2 separate regions of the Homo sapiens genome follow, and region 1 is linked to region 2. The links are chromatin loops, found by intact Hi-C in ENCODE. Cell type or tissue: Panc1. All regions are shown on one strand.

Region 1 (8,000 bases), 60 kb before region 2:
TGTTAGTTTTTTTTATTTTGGTAAGGTAAACATATATAGCATAAAAATATAGCAATTGCAATTAATTAGCCGCTTAAATTGTGCCAGACTGGTTCATATGTTTTCAGAGAATAATCTCAACAACTTGCATGACTTTTCAGTTCAGGAAATACATTTTCTTATTATGAAGTTCCTACTATGGTTAAATAGTTTGTAAAATTTGATGTCATTAGCTTGTACCTTTTCAGTGAAAATAGATAATATTTCTATTCTTTATGTTTATGTGGAATAAAAATTCTTTATTTCCAGGTGTATAAAAATTATCAGTTTGTATCAGTCTAACTGGTCATCATGCCATAGCATTCAGATTATTTCACGAAATGATTAATTAAATGTGTTAAATAAAATTAGTAGATAACTGTATTTTTCTACGATGTGATAATATTAAATTATTTGCTTTATTGAAATTACTGTCTATATTTTTATGTTACAAAGCTAAGATAATTTGCCACTAATTAAAATGTTTATAAACCTACAAAAATGATTATTTGGGATAATTTTTTTTAAAAATTGGCCATGGATACAAAGAACAGTTAAATGAAAAATGAAGAATTAAATAATCTTGCTAATAAAATGTCTATAATTTCATTTAACAGAGGGTTGAAAATTCAAGATTGACTAGTGTAGAAAGAAGTATGATAAAGTATTACCCTGAAAAATAAATATTTTCCTTTTCTTTCTTCACTATAGCTTAGAAAGCTAGAGAATTTTGAACTATATTTTCTTCTGTCCCCATAGTTTCTTACTTAGAATGGTGATAAAATGTGGACATTTTTACTTTAAATCACACTGATCTCTTTTGCAATGCTAGTAGAAGGCACGTATATATCCCTTCCTTTTTTCTCATCAATAATTCGTCAAGTAATCACAGAACACTGAGAACAATGCCTCTAACATTCCATTCTGTGCTTTTCTGATCCCTGTTGCCAAAACTTAATAGTAAAACTGTAACTCTCCTCCCCATGATACTAAAATGATTAATCAATTTGTCCTGTCAGAAAATAAATTGGAAACAGCCAAATCATATATTTGACAAAATTGACAGGTTATTACAGGAATTTAACCTGATGACTGTGTCAGCTAGCAACTTTTGATTCTTCAGGTTGTAGAATGGATAATAGAATTTTATTTGTAAAATACGTAAAGATATATAGCTGTGAATTATCTAGAGTTCAAACTTTACAGGAAAATTATTAAATATTAAGTGATTAGTATTTACAGAATCACAGATTTTCTACTTACAGAAGATAAAAGTGATGACTCCTCCCAAAAGGCTGGATCCTGTCTGAGCAGCATCGAGAAAAGCTCTTCCAGCCTGGCTGTGTTGGCTTCACTTGTATCAGTGTCTACAGTCTACTGTTTAGGGGTGTGACCTAAATCAACTCTGATTAATAAACCAGAGAGGCATGAGCTTGCCACTTTGGCTGCCAAAGATGTTTAATTTTCAGGGACATTTTATAAATACCCATAATTTTAATATACTTCCAAAATGCTTTTGGAAAGCTGCGATTTATTGAAAGAAGAGAGAATTATTTAGGAGCAAAAATGAAATGTAAATAGATGTGCATGGAAAAGATGATGTTGAAAAATACATTAAGGGGCGAGGTAATGTGGCTCTGGCGTTACTTGTGTGTAGTTTAATAGGATGGGAAGATTAAACAGTGTGATATTGAAAGACCAGCTCTTGTCAAAGAAAGTAGTTGAAATAAAAAGAAACCGTGGTAGAATCCATGGTAGTTTCCTTATTGAACTAAACTTGACAGAATCTCTGCTGCTTTATAAGTATCAATATTTTTGCATCTGTGTGATATAATTGTATTTTTTAATATTTTGTGTGTTTGTATCTATGTAATAAAATCAGTGATAGCAACAATAGTAACAACAGATTGTATTCACTGTGCCAGGCAGTTTGCGGTTTGATTTTATCTGGGGCTGCCTTCTATGATTGTGTTATTTGTTCTTAATATTTTCTACTGTCAAGCACCCTTGGGATCCTGGCTCCAGCTTTTGCAAGTTTAGTGGACTCAGGCTTCACTGCCAGTATATATAAATCTCAGCCTCCAAAACTGTAAAAAAAAATATATTTAAACAAAATTTCTCATGGAATAGATCATGGGGAAAGCTGCTCCTAGACAAAACGTGAGATATTGTAATTGCTTATTCCAAGTGAAGTTGTAATCACCATTGTTTGTGTTTAGAAGGCAAGCCCATCATAGATTTTAGTGACACCTCTGCCTTTGCATGTTGTATCTTACTGAAGTGGCTAATCCTACTCTGATTTAGAATGTTATTGATCACATGCAGTCTACAGTTAAAGTCAGGTTATCTTATTTCCTGTGGAAAAAAACAAATTCCTGGCTGAGTGCAAGCAGTAGGTTGTAGATATTTAGTATATCAAGTAACAAATAAAACTTTCAATGAAAGTTTACCTATCACTTATGATAAAAGTTTTATCTTTCCATGTTCTGAACACTGATGTCTCTGGGGTCCCAGGAGTATCAATACAATGGTGTAGTAACACAGGTGGCTACTGTCCAATGGGGGAAGTAGCCTTTTGCCTTAAGTAGATAAATCTCTCTGAAGGACTCTAGGGTGTGTGAGAATTAAGGCCAGACAAGCTGTGAGTCAGATGAGAAAAAGATGTATGTACTGCCCAGAGCTCCACAGAAAAACGGAAAGGACAGCGATGCTGGGTAGCTGAGTTGAGATTAACTACTATGTGGCACAATTTACGAAAACCAAAGAGAGGCTATGCTGAGTCCCTACACCACCAAGACCGTGATGTTCTGCCCACTCGCCTCCTGATGGCCTGTGGGGATAGACCAGCTTCCAGATTTCACACAGATGGGCTGTATGGAGGAGGCCACCTCCAAGGTGAACCTGCCAGAGGGCAAAGTCAAGAATCCACAGACCAGCAAGCCTGAGCAGGAGAAATAATTATCACTCAGAAATTCCTGAAAAAAAGACTGAGATGGAGACTTCGACATTCAGGAAGCTGACCAAGGAGAGTTCCTAGTGTCAATTCCTGTGGCATTAATGAAGCAAAGTTGGGCACTGGGAGAAGATGAACTGTGATGTAGTCACAACTACAGTCTTGGCTACTCCTTGGATGAACTGTGAGATTAACCTTCCATGTTGCCTTGTAGTAGGGCAGGTGGCCCCGCGTTTGTGTTCCCACAGGAGCATTGATTGCATGTGGCTGCCCCCAGGAAGAGAGCATAAGCTTGGGTGAGGCAGTTTACCTCAACTGGGAACAGTGACTTGAGAAGGACTTAGCTGAGAGCTGTCACATACTAATTCTCCTGGCAGCTGGGGGAACAAGTACTTCAGTGCTCAAGTGGGAAGGGGAGTGTGGAGAGCACATGACACTGTATAATGTACATTACACTGCATGAGCCAAACTCGATCAGAATTCAGTATGAAGGGAGCCCCAGTGCTATTCACACAGATGTGTTCTTGTAGCACAGAGCAGGGGGGCAGTCACATGGAGTGCAGGTATAGACGACATCTAGAAACAATGACCAAGGCACTAAAATATGTTTGCCTGGAAGTTCTAGTTCCAACTGAAAGGCACAAGTTGGTTTGGAATTTGCCAACTAGGAATATGCTGGCCTGAGGAGCTGAAATGGAAACAGCTTCCCTCTCTTTCTGACCAGGCACTCCCTTGCACCACACACACTTATCTTACTGTATGCTTGTTAAGAGATTCTAGGGACTAATTTTGAAACCAGCCAGGCATGGAGACCCAGTGGCAAATTCTCTCCCTCTGAAAGATGACCTCAAGATGAATAATCTGCAGCCCAGCCACACTTGAGATGGTGCCAGTTGGCACTCTAGGTGGACAATAACTCAAGATAGCCATTGCAAAAAGACACGCAGACCCTACACTCTGCATAACCCCTGCATACCTCCCACACCACGTTTCCCTTTTTAAGCCCCTGCCCTCAGCTCAAAGCTTTGAGATGGGTTTTTTTGTTTTGTTTTGTTTTTGAGGCTTGAGGCAGCCCATCTCCCATCTCCTAGCAATTGAAAAATAAAACTGCTTTCCTGTCACTCCATCCTACTTCTTTTGCAGTTTGCTTCTAGGTGGTGAGCAGCTGGACTTGCATACAGTTCCAGAAATAGAGGAGGTCTAAATGTACTTTCTACAACATTAAGTCTATAATTTAGTGAAGAGAATTCTCAGCAAAGAAAAACAAAAGAACTAAATAAAAATGTAAAAGCCAAAAAAGGCAGACCAAATAGTAATAATAAAAAAAAAATCCTCACTGTAGTTCAGTGTAATAACAAAATAAAGAAGACAGGTGGAAGTGTTGGCAAACTTAAAGATAAACAAATAGGAATTACATAATCTAAATATAATGAGGAAAAAAGATTGAAAGGGTAATGAAAAGAGCTTCAGGGTCCTGTGGGACAATAACAAGACAATTTTTGTCATTACATGTAATTTAAAGCTTGTCATGTAATTTTGAGTATGCATCCCATTTATTATTATGAACTGCCCATAGTTAGCCTGAATCATTTTTCTTGTGTGAAGTATGCAGCTAATTCGTGGTCTTAGCATAACAAATCTCCCTCTATTATTTATTATCTATGTGAATCTTTATATGTAACGTGTGTTTGCACTAGAATAATTCATCATTCTTATGTATTTTGGGGCATAGTACCTGATAGATAGTTTTTGATCCTCACCCTCCTCCCACCTACTACCCTCCAATAAGCCCTGGTGTTTACTTTTACCTTCTTTGTGTCCATGTGCACTCAGTGATTAGCTGCCACTTATGAGTGAGAACATTCTGTATTTGGTTTTCTGTTCCTGTGTTAGTTCACTAAGGACAATGGCCTCCAGCTGCATCCATGCAGCTGCAAAGGACATGATTTTGTTCTTTTTTGTGGCTGTGTGGTATTCCATGCTTTATATGTATGAGATTGGTGCAAAAGTAATTGCGGTTTTTGCCATTGAAAGTACTCAGTCATGGGATTGCTGGGTTGAATGGTAGCTCTGTTTTCAGTTTTGTGAGAAATTTTCAAATTGTTCCACGGTGGCTTAACTAATTTGCATTTTCACTAGCAGTGTATAAGCATTCCCTTTTCTCTGCAACCCTCCCAGCATCTGTTGTTTTGATTTTTTTTTTTTACTTTCTAATAATAAATAGCCATTCTGACGGGTGTGAGATGGTATCTCATTGTGGTTTTCATTTGCATTTCTCTAATAATTAGTGATAAGCATTTTTCCATATGCTTGTAGACCACACATATGTCTTGTTTTGAGAAGTGTCTGTTCCTGCCCTTTGCCTATTTTTTAATGGAATTCCTTTTTTTGGCTTGTTGATTTGTTTAAGTTCCTTATAGATTCTGGATATTAAACCTTCGTTGGACACATGGTTTGCAAATTTTTTCCCATTCTCTACATTGTCTGTTTATTCTGTTTATAGTTTCTTTTGCTGTTAGAAGGCCTTTAGTTAAATTAGGTCCCACTTGCCAATATTTATTTTTGTTGCAATTGCTTTTGGAGTCTTCCTTGCGAAACCTTTGCCAAGGCCTATGTCCAGAATGGTATTTCCGTAGGTATTCTTCTAGAGTTTTTTTATCTTTAAGTTTTACATTTAAGTCTTTAATCCATCTTGAGTTGATTTTTGTACATGGTGAAATAAAGACATCCAGTTTCAATCCTCTGCATATGGCTAGCCAGTTATCCTGAAGTCTGTATTGAACAGAAAATCCTTTCCCCATTGCTTGTTATTGTCGACTTTGTCAGATCAGTTGGTTATAGGTGTGCAGCTTTGTGTCAGGGTTTTCTAAGCTGTCCCATTGGTCTATAAGTCTGTTTTTGTACCAGTACCATGCTGTTTTGGTTACTGTAGCCTTGTAGTACAGTTTGAAATCTGAGAGTGTGATTCCTCCAACTCTTTTCTTTTGGCTTGAGATTGATATGGCCATTCGGTTAGTTTTGACCTTTCAGTTAGTTTGGTCATTAGATTAGTTTTTTCTAATTCTGTGAAAAATGACATTGGTACTTTGGTAGAAATAGCATTGAATCTGTAAATTGCTTTGTACAGTATGGGCATTTTAACAATATTAATTCTTCCTATGTAGAAGCATGGAATGTTTTTCCATTTATTTGTGTCATCTCTGATTTATTTTGGCAGTGTTTTGTAACTGTCATTACAAAATGCAAAATCCCAGCATTTTGCATTCATCATATAATTGACCTTCCAAACAACGTTATGAAAGTGTGCTTTCTACTATCCTATATACAACCTCAGGAGTTACTTTAAGTTAATTTTGGAAGAAATGTAGAAGAAAAGAAAAACAAAGAAAGGAAAGAAACCCTTGGAATCTTTCTACTGGGCTACCATAAATAAGGACAATCATTCAAATTTTGGCTCAAGAAATAGAAATAAATTTTCATTGAGTAGTTTCTTCTCTACCATGTAGCTAATTGTCACGCATTAAGATCTTCTCAATTTAGAGACTCAGTCTGAAGCCATATGAGGCGATTTATGTAAGCAACTTACATTGTCAGTTCCACATTCTTCCTTCCTCATTGAGTTTATTTATGAGACTGAATTAATTAAATCACAAATTAAAATAAGAAACTTCAAGAATAGCACTTACATGATTTCTTCTAATTTAAAATGTATTCTTTGGCCGGGTGCAGTGGCTCACGCCTGTAATCCCAGCACTTTGGGAGGCCGAGGCGGGCAGATCACGAAGTCAGGAGATACAGACCATCCTGGCTAACAGGGTGAAACCCCGTCTCTACTAAAAAAAAATACAAAAAATTAGCTGGGCGCGGTGGTGGGCACCTGCAGTCCCAGCTAATTGGGAGGTTGAGGCAGGAGAATGGCGTGAACCCGGGAGGCGGAGCTTGCAGTGAGCCCAGATCGCACCACTGCACTCCAGCCTGGGCCACAGAGTGAGACTCTGTCAAAAAAAAAAGAAGAAAGAAAAAGAAATAATATCACAGGGTGTTGTAATATCATCCCCTTTCCATCTGGATATTAGAAACAATATCACAGAGGGGTTGTACACCTTTTGCGATATTACAGTAATATCATCCTCTACCCTCCTGGATATTAGGAACATCATCACAGGGGAGACGTACAGCCCCTGCAATATTGGGAATAATATTATCCTCCCTTCCCCTGGATATTGCGAACATTATCAACGTGAGGGTGTACACACCCTGCGATATTAAGAGTGATATCATTTCCTCACGCCCTGGATATCAGGAACAATACAACAGGGGGGTACACCCCCTTCGATAGTGGGAATTGTATCATCCTTTTCCCCCGTGGATATTACAGAGGCGGTGTACACCCTCTGCGACATTGGGACTAATATCATCCCGTCCCCCCCGGTTATAAGGAACAATATAAGAGGGGGAGTGTACAGCTCCTGCGATATTGGCAATAATATCATCCTCTCCCCCCGTGGATATTAGGAATACTGTCATAGGAGCGGTGTACACCCCCTGCAATATTGGAAGTATTATTGTTTTTTCGCCTGGATATTAGAAACAATATCCCAATAAATATTGTTTGTAATATCCAGGGGGGAGAGAAGGGTGATATTACTCCCCATATCGCGGGGTGTGTATACCCTTCTGCAATATTGGGGTAATATCATCCTCTCGCCCCCTGGATATTAAAAACAATATCACAGGAGGAATGTACACAGCCTGTGATACTAGGAATAATATCCTCTCATTCTTTGGATATTAGGTACAATATCACAGGGGGTGTACATGCTCCGCGAGACTGGAAGTAGTATCATCCTCTCTTTCCCTGAATATTACAAACAATATCACAGCAGGGCATACACCTTCTGCGATACTGAGAGTAATACCAACCTCTCCCCTGCTGGATATTACGAACGATACAAGAGGGTGGTGTACACATGGGGTGTTCAGGATATTGGGAGTAATATCATCCTCTTTCTCCATGAATATTACGAAC
Region 2 (8,000 bases):
GCTACCCGGGAGGCTGAGGCAGGAGAATTGCTTGCACCAGGACCCGGGAGACGGAGGTTGCAATGAGCCGAGATTGCGCCACTGCCCTCCAGCCTGAGCTACAGAACTAGACTCCGTCTCAAAAAAAAAAAAAAAAAAAAAAAAAAGTTACTACCAATCCTCTTTCTGGACTTTTTTTAAAAAGGCAAGAACATTCCAGAAAAGTTTAGCTAGAAATTACCTAGTACTAGTACCTACATCTCGCAAATGACAACGAAAATCAAGAAGAAATACCAAGAGAGATATTGGTAGAGAAGGAAGGGGAAAATATCCTAAACCTTAATTTAAAACAAACAAAATAAATAAATAAAAATTTTAAGAAAGTATTTGCAATGCACTACAGCGCGACTGACAGTCCTTTGGTTAAATCTGTCAGTAAAGACGACTTAGACCTCCTCTGTGCTGGCAGTTGTTCTACATGCTGGGATTCAAGTGTGTTCAGAAAACATCCAAGAACTTTTGAAGGGCACCAGTAGGAAGAAATCGACACACAATTTCACAGATGCCACTCTGGGGACCAAATACTCCCATTTTGTTTTTCTTCTTTCTCTTTGAAGCTTCCCGGGCTACACCCCAAATGAAGCACCTCTTCATTGAGGATGTTCGAATCCTAAGTCCCCAAATCCCTGCTGATGGAGAGCCACCCGCTCCTACTTCAGGAGGCACGTGCACCTGAGCTTTGGAGGGGTCGGAACCCGTACCCAGCTCGACACTCTTCTTAACAACGCCCAAACCCGAGGGTTGCTTTGCTGACAACACTCATTTAATGTAAACACTGTGCAAAAGCAAAGCATTGCACAAATGAGAATTATTATGGCAAGTTTACGATATAGACGTACAATTGTTACCAAGAATGAACTGGACCACACAGCCCTCCCGACCAGAGCCCAGCTGAGGGACCAGACTATCCGCATCGGGAGAAACCAGCCCAGCGCGAGTTCGACGACAGGAGAGTGCTTGGGGGAGGGGCGGACGGTGTAAAATAATGGGTGTGTGTCGCAAAGGGGGTTACCACAGCCAAGGCAAAGAGACCCACACTGAGTGAGCCGCGTGGGCGGGGGGGACGGCGCGCGGTGGGGGGAGCGGCCGTGGGAGCCGCTCAGGAGACGGGTGGCCTCGGCGGCTCCGCTCCGGACTGTCGCCCGCTTCCCGGTCACCGCAGCGCCCGCAGCCCCCGCCGGGGGGCGCCTCACCTGGTAGCTGCCGGCGGCCTCCTGCAGCGGCGCCGTGCGGTGCGTCCTGTGCTCGGGGCCGGCGTCGCACACCCAGCACAGCGCCGCCTCGTCCTCCTCGCAGAAGCGGCTCAGGTCCTCGCCGTGCCGCGCGCATCGCCGCGCCCCGGGCCCCGCGCCCAACCCCAGCCGCCGCACGCTCTCCACCAGGCCCGCCAGCTGCCGGTTGGGGCGAAAGCCCGAGGGCCGGAAGGGGCCCCGGCACTGCGGACAGGCGTAGACGCCGCCCTGCGCGCCGTCCGACTTCTCGCAGAACTCGGAGATGCACCTGAGGCAGAAGCTGTGGCCGCAGTCCACGCTGACCGGCTCCTGCAGGAAATCCAGGCACACCGGGCACCGCGCATCCTCGCGCAGCCGCTCCCCGGGCGGCGCCCAGGCCATGACCCGCCTCCCGGAGGGCTGCGCTCCCGGCCGCCCGCACCGTCTCCCCTCGCGGTCTGCACAGGGGGAGGAGCCCACGCCCCAGGAAAGCAGGCGCCGACGGGTGGTGTCCGCTGGCTTCAGTTCAAGAGCTCAGACGAGCCACACCCGGTGAAAAGCCACCACTCAGGCGCTCCCTATGTCGGGGATAAAATTAACGTTGTGGTTCCCCGCCCCCGTCACACACACACCCAGGAAACTGGGCATTTCTAACTGGAATCCCTCCTCATATGCTATTTTCACTGGCAGTAGATCTGGAGAATTGCTAAATTCCCTCCTTCCTTCCATCTTTGTTTGTTTGTTTTTGTTTTTGTTTTTTTGAGAGGGAGTCTCGCTCTGTCGCCCAGGCTGGAGTGCGGTGGCGCGATCTCGGCTCACTGCAGCCTCCGCCTCCCGGGTTCAAGCGATTCTCCTGCCTCAGCCTCGCAAGCAGCAGGGATTACAGGCGCCCGCCACCATGCCCGGCTAATTTTTGTATTTTTAGTAGAGACGGGGTTTCACCATTTTGGTCAGCCTGGTCTTGAACTCGTGACCTCAGGTGATCTGCCCGCCTCGACCTCCCAGAGTGCTGGGATTACAGGCGCGAGCCACCGCGCCCAGCCTCCATCATCATTATATAGATTTAGTGCAGATTTCTGGGGTACCAGTGCAGTTTTGTTACATGGAGACACTGCATAAAGTCTAGGCTTTAGCGCAGGCATCGCTGTGATAGCGTAAATTGTTCTCATTAGGTGATCTCTCATCCCTCGCCCGCCTTCCACCCTCCGAGCCCCTTCCATTGTTACTGAGCTACTCCATGGTCCTCTCATGCCATAATCGTTTCTTAAAAGGCTTTCCCCCTTTATATGGCATAATCAATTTTTAAATGTTTTTTTCAAACTTCATTTTTTTCTCTTGCACTAATTACCTCTTGATAAAGAAATGAGACACCGCCTGACACGGGAAGATGCCTGCATAGGTGTGTGTAACTATAGGTTTACAGCCCAGCCAAAAATAATTCTAAATATTTAAATAAATATCTGGCCTAGTTCAATGAGGATCCTACAAGGAATACACACATGTTGTAGGATTGTTGCAAAGCCAGTCTTGGAGATGACAAAGCTATAGAGATACTCATCAGAGGAATAATTCAAGCTTAGCCTCTCAGTGGTGTACCTGTCAGATGGGGGAGGCTGAGACAGGAGCAAAATGATTTGACAGAGTATGTTACTTCATCCAGTGGAAGGCTGAATCAGGATAAAGTACATTAAAGTCTCTAATGTCGTCCAGAAAGTCGACAAGTCTGAGGCAGTGTCTGCATCTGTGCAAAATAACTTTAGTATGGTCGAGTTTGAAGTGATGGTGGGGTGTACCTGTGGCAAATCAATCTGTCCCTGAGCACACATTGTGTCTGTTTGTAGCCAGGAGTCTCAGACATTGCACCGGGTACTGAAAATACACATGTTAAGGAAAAGAGGTGGGACCCCATTTCTCCAGGAGCCTTAAGATCAACTAGAAGAGGTGGATATGAAATCATGCAAACATATAATTACAAACCAATAACTGCAAGGAAGGTCGCTCACCAGTCCTGCAGGAATATAACAGAGGACTCTGAATGAGGCTGCAGGGTCGGGGGCAGACACCTGAGGTCTCTGAGCAAACCTCTGATAGGTGAACACAAGCTGGCCAGCGGGAAGGGGGGCTCCGCAAGGCCGTGCCCCCAGAAGCCATGAAAGGTACAAGGTAAACTTCAGCAGGTGGGAGCAAGACATACCCAGATGACAGTGAGAAGCCAGGCAGGCTGGCAAGCTGGGCCAGAATATGGTGGCAGCAGATAAGGCTGCAGCAAGAGGCGGGGCCAGATGACTCAGGTCCTTGGGGATCCTCTGGGGTTTGTGGGTCTTCATTATAAGGACAAACTCTTGGGCTGGATCTCTGGCGACAGGCAGAGCAGAGGATCTTGAGGCCTAAAGGTTAAGTGCGCAATTAAAGCGAATAGATTCTTGGAGAACACACATGGATCTGTATTAGCAAAACACGAAAGATGTGGCATTAGAGAAAAAAGCTAAAGAGCAGAAGGCTTAGCAAAGAAAAACAGACTCTGGCTCCGGACTAAGGGCTGTGGCACTTGCTGAGAAGCTTGAGGCAAGCTGTGCCGCGTTTCTGCCCTGCATTTCTTCTGACGTGCAGTGAAGAGGTGTTAGTGTCATTCATATAAGGCCTTTCAGAGTATTAAACGAGCTAATAGATAGTAGACACTTAATATAGGTCCTGGCATGTTGGAAATACACACACACACACACACACACACACACACACACGTATATATATTGAGACAGGGTCTTGCTCTGCTGCCCAGGCTATAGTGTAGTGCCACAACCTGACTCACTGTAGCCTCTACCTTTCAGGCTCAAGTGATCTTCTCACCTCAGCCTCCCAAGTACCTGCGACTACAGGTGCCCGCCACCACGCCCAGCTAATTTTTGTATTTTTTGTAGAGACAGAGTTTCGCCCTGTTGCCCAGGCTGGTCTCAAACTCCTGGGTTCAAACAATCTCCCCACCTTGGCCTCCCAAAGTGCTGGGATTACAAGTGTGAGCCACCTCGCCCGGCCATGTAGCAAATATATTTAATTGAAGAAAAGGAAATGAAATAGTGAAGTGAATGGAAGGATGGTGAGTCAAAAGGTAAGCTACATTAGGAAGAGAGATTTTTTTCTATTTTGTTCACTGCTCTATCTATCCCCAGGACCTTGAAGAGTAACTGGCACAAATGGACACTCCACACATACTAACTGATTAAACAAGTTAATAAGTAAATGAACAGAATTAGGACAGTTTATCATAGGAGCTAATGAAAGAGGGAAGTTCAAAGATGATTATATTATGTCAAATGTCAAATCCATGTTTTTCTGCATTTTACATATATGATCTTGCCCTGGCTCTCCATAACTCTGGCAGATGCTGGAGCATTTTTCTATTTTGCAGGCATAACGAGACACAGTAAAACAATCCATTTACTCAAATATATGGGCCAGTTGATAACTAGGCTCACTTAAATTCAGATTTCCTAGTGCCTGTGATCCTAAGGAAAGGCCCCTGGCTTCTGACGTTGGGGGTCACTGTGGTTTTCAGTAGGGTGTGACGGAGTGGGCGAGCTCACTTCTTCCCCTGCTGGTCCTAGAGTTGCTGAGCTTAAACTGTTTTGTCTCTGACACTGGTTGACTAGGAATGACATCGGTACCATTGTTCTTAGAAACACACATTTCCCTTACAGCACGTCCATGCAGGTAAGTTGTGGACTGGATTATATCCAGATGTCATTGTATTTACAAATGCTATGTGGAGTGCCTCGCCAGGCAGTTTCTGGTTTAATGGGAATACTCTAACTTAAATTTGTATTTTCTCATGAGCTTTCTTTTGGCGTAAATAAAGCACCTCTTGGTTTATGCCAATACGACCAAATTCTAATGCACCCCACTCCTTAATTTATAGGCTAACTCCACCCTGTGACTCATTTACAGGTTGCAGAGTTGCAAATCTTTTAGCTAATACCACCTGCAACCATCCTCCTTCTCTAATATTCCTCTTCAGTTGTGTCCTGCCTTCTGTGACATCTTTAAAATATGGGATCTGCCGTCATCTGACCATTATTCCTCCCTGCTCTTTTTTGTAATTTCTTTGGTATCATGGCTTTGGGCTCCTGAAACCATTTCTTCAGGACAGCAATATTTTCTTCCCTACTTTGAACCCTTTTCACAGAGTTTCTCAGCTCTCCATGGCCAAACCCTTTGCCTCAGCTTTGGGGATTCACAATCTCCTAGCTCCATAGCCCCCAAATCAGCCCAATTTGTTACCAAAAACCAGGAGTTCGGTCTAGGTCCTGCTGCTCTCCACACAGAAAGCCAATCACTGAGACAACGATTATTGCCAAAGAAGAAGCTTTTAATCAGGTGCTGCAGCAGAGGAGATAGGAGCTCAGTTTCAAATCCATCTCCCTGACTGACTAAAATTAGAGGCTTATATAGAGGCAGGGAAGAAATAGCACACTGTGTGGAAAAAGAGGAACTAGGGAGGGGTAAGGAAGCAATCATGTTGAATAAGCGGACTGGACTGGCATCTCATTAACTGGTTGAGATGACCTGGGGTGATCCGGTAAGTTTCAGTTCTTTGTTACTTTACTTTTCAAGAGGGCTGGTGGTCCTTTCCTGAGGAAGGAACTCAGATAAAACAAAAGTAAGTTTCAAGCTCTAAGACCAGAAGGGTCAAATTCTCTCTCTCTCTCTCTCTCTCTCTCTCTCTCTCTCTCTCTGTGTGTGTGTGTGTGTGTGTGTGTGTGTGTGTGTCTATAGGACTATTGGGTTGGCAAATTCACAATGCCAAAAATAAAAGCACAGCCCTCAAGACTAGCAGCCGCTGACTCAGCATTTCCTCCCTGCTTCTGGCTTTAAAAGGACCTCATTCACGCAACTGAACCCTGCATTTTTTTCTCTTTTTCTTTTTTCTTTTTTTCTTTTTTTTTTTTTTTTTTTTTTTTTGAGAGAGTCTTGCTCTGTCACCCAGGCTGGAGTGCAATGGTACGACCTCGGCTCACTGCAACCTCTGCCTCCCGGGTTCAAGCGATTCTCCTGCCTCAGCCTCCTGAGTAGCTGGGATTACAGACACATGCCATCACGCCTGGCTGATTTTGTATTTTTAGTATGACTGGATGTGGCTCCCACTCAGGTGGCAATGCAGGGAAAGAGATCATGGCTAATTTTGTATGCTATGCCAAACAGTTTAGTCTTTATTGGTAGGCAATGGATATCAATGACACTCACAATTATCACCACTGGATGTGGTATATAGACCCTACTTTTCTCTTTCCCAGTGGTTGCCAGCATTGACATCCTGTGGATTACTGTGAATTAGAGGCTTTGTCTGTCCGAATGATGCTCTAGGGTGGCTGGGGTGGTTGGAATGGGACAGCAAAGTTGTGGGGTTTTCTGATAGCCTTTGGAGGCAGCCCAGATCCAACTGTATTTGCATAGATCGCATTGTTCCAGCTGATAAATGCACAAACACCCATAGTAGGCCTCTCTAGCCACTTCTCCAAGGAAAGCCCACAAAAGCTCTCCAATGAGTTTGAAGTGATCCCTCAACACCCCCTTGCTATCTCTATTCTGTGTAAAATGAGGAGGAGAAAGGCACTGAGGCATTTTTCCAGATATACAGACTTCTGCAATGAATCTGCAATGAATGGGCTAATATGGATCCAGTGTTCCATATTGTGTTAAATCCGTTTGTGTAAATCCTATTGTGTAAATCAGTTTGATACAAAAAATACGTATTGGCTCTTCATAGTTATATGACATGCGTTAAGAATGTCTGTGAATTCAAGAATCTTCCGCAAACACACTCCATAGCACAAGAAGACAAAATGCCATGAGTTATAAAAGAGTATTTTCTCCTGCTTTATATAAGATTTAAAGAAAGATAAGAAGCATATATATTTGATTAATTGATGGCAGGGTAGGAAGAAAAGCAGGAACAAATCTTCCTAGATGAAAATGCTGATAAGAAGTACCAATCCACATGGCTCCATCTCCAACACTCTCCCAGGGCCCTTGCGGAACGGCTTTCCTTGTCAACTCCCTCTCCCTCTGACCTTGTCTACCACTCAGCAGTAGAAGTTCTCTTCAATTCGTGTATCAGGTCTCTCCCTCATTTGTCCCTCTTACTAGCTCCTGAATTACTTAGCAGAACCAGAAACTTTGCATCATTCCCATAACTAATATTTACACGTTTCCTTAGATGCCCTTTGAACTAGATTCCACTAATACAATCCCCGCAATTTCCGTAACTGTCTTGAAAGCAGTGCATTAAACTGAAATTCAGACAATGAAGCTGCAGCTGACCTGCCTTCAGACAATAGTGCTCTAATGCACCCTTCCTCTGACCCTGGTGCGTTATGTAAGTCTTTCTGCCTATGCCTTCTGCGACGAAAAGGGTCCTTTTATAAGGCTTATATAAAGCATTATACATGGAGTGTCTGGAATCTAATACACACTCAACAAATGCTCATCCAAACCCTTGGCTTCCCAATCAATTAATCCACATGGAAGAAAGAAAAGCAAATGCAAATCTTTGGGGACATATTTTTTGTTTAATTGTCTGCAGGGCTAATTCTTCTGAAGTTTCCTTATTTCCATTGTGTGTTTTACCTGGAGATATACGGAAGTGAGGACTTTCTCCCCAATTAGGTGCCAGGAGGTTTGTGAAGATAACAACAGATTATCTGAGAACTTTAAGATGTGGCTGACTGAGAAGGAATAATTGTTGATTTCTAGATT

The links. Hi-C counts contacts between places; a loop is a spot of excess contacts. Peaks named below come from ENCODE experiments on the same cell type or tissue, not always from the same donor. Only the 100,000 strongest peaks of a DNase experiment are listed, where the experiment ranks them.
Region 1: a loop joins it to region 2, with 2.3 times the contacts of the local background. A loop is called at or near these places in 3 of 110 quality-filtered maps.

Annotation. Positions count from the first base shown.
Region 1 is chr1:247,910,948-247,918,947 of GRCh38, reverse strand. No RefSeq gene overlaps it. Among named protein-coding and RNA genes, the nearest start is that of OR2T8, 5.3 kb to the left of the region's middle. In Panc1, no CTCF peak of the experiment used is centred here; no DNase peak of the experiment used is centred here.
Region 2 is chr1:247,850,899-247,858,898 of GRCh38, reverse strand. It overlaps TRIM58 (tripartite motif containing 58), which reads right to left and starts at 1,712. Exons shown (of 6, transcript NM_015431.4): 1 at 1,233-1,712. The coding sequence starts at 1,652. RefSeq lists a cis regulatory region at 3,235-3,799. In Panc1, no CTCF peak of the experiment used is centred here; no DNase peak of the experiment used is centred here.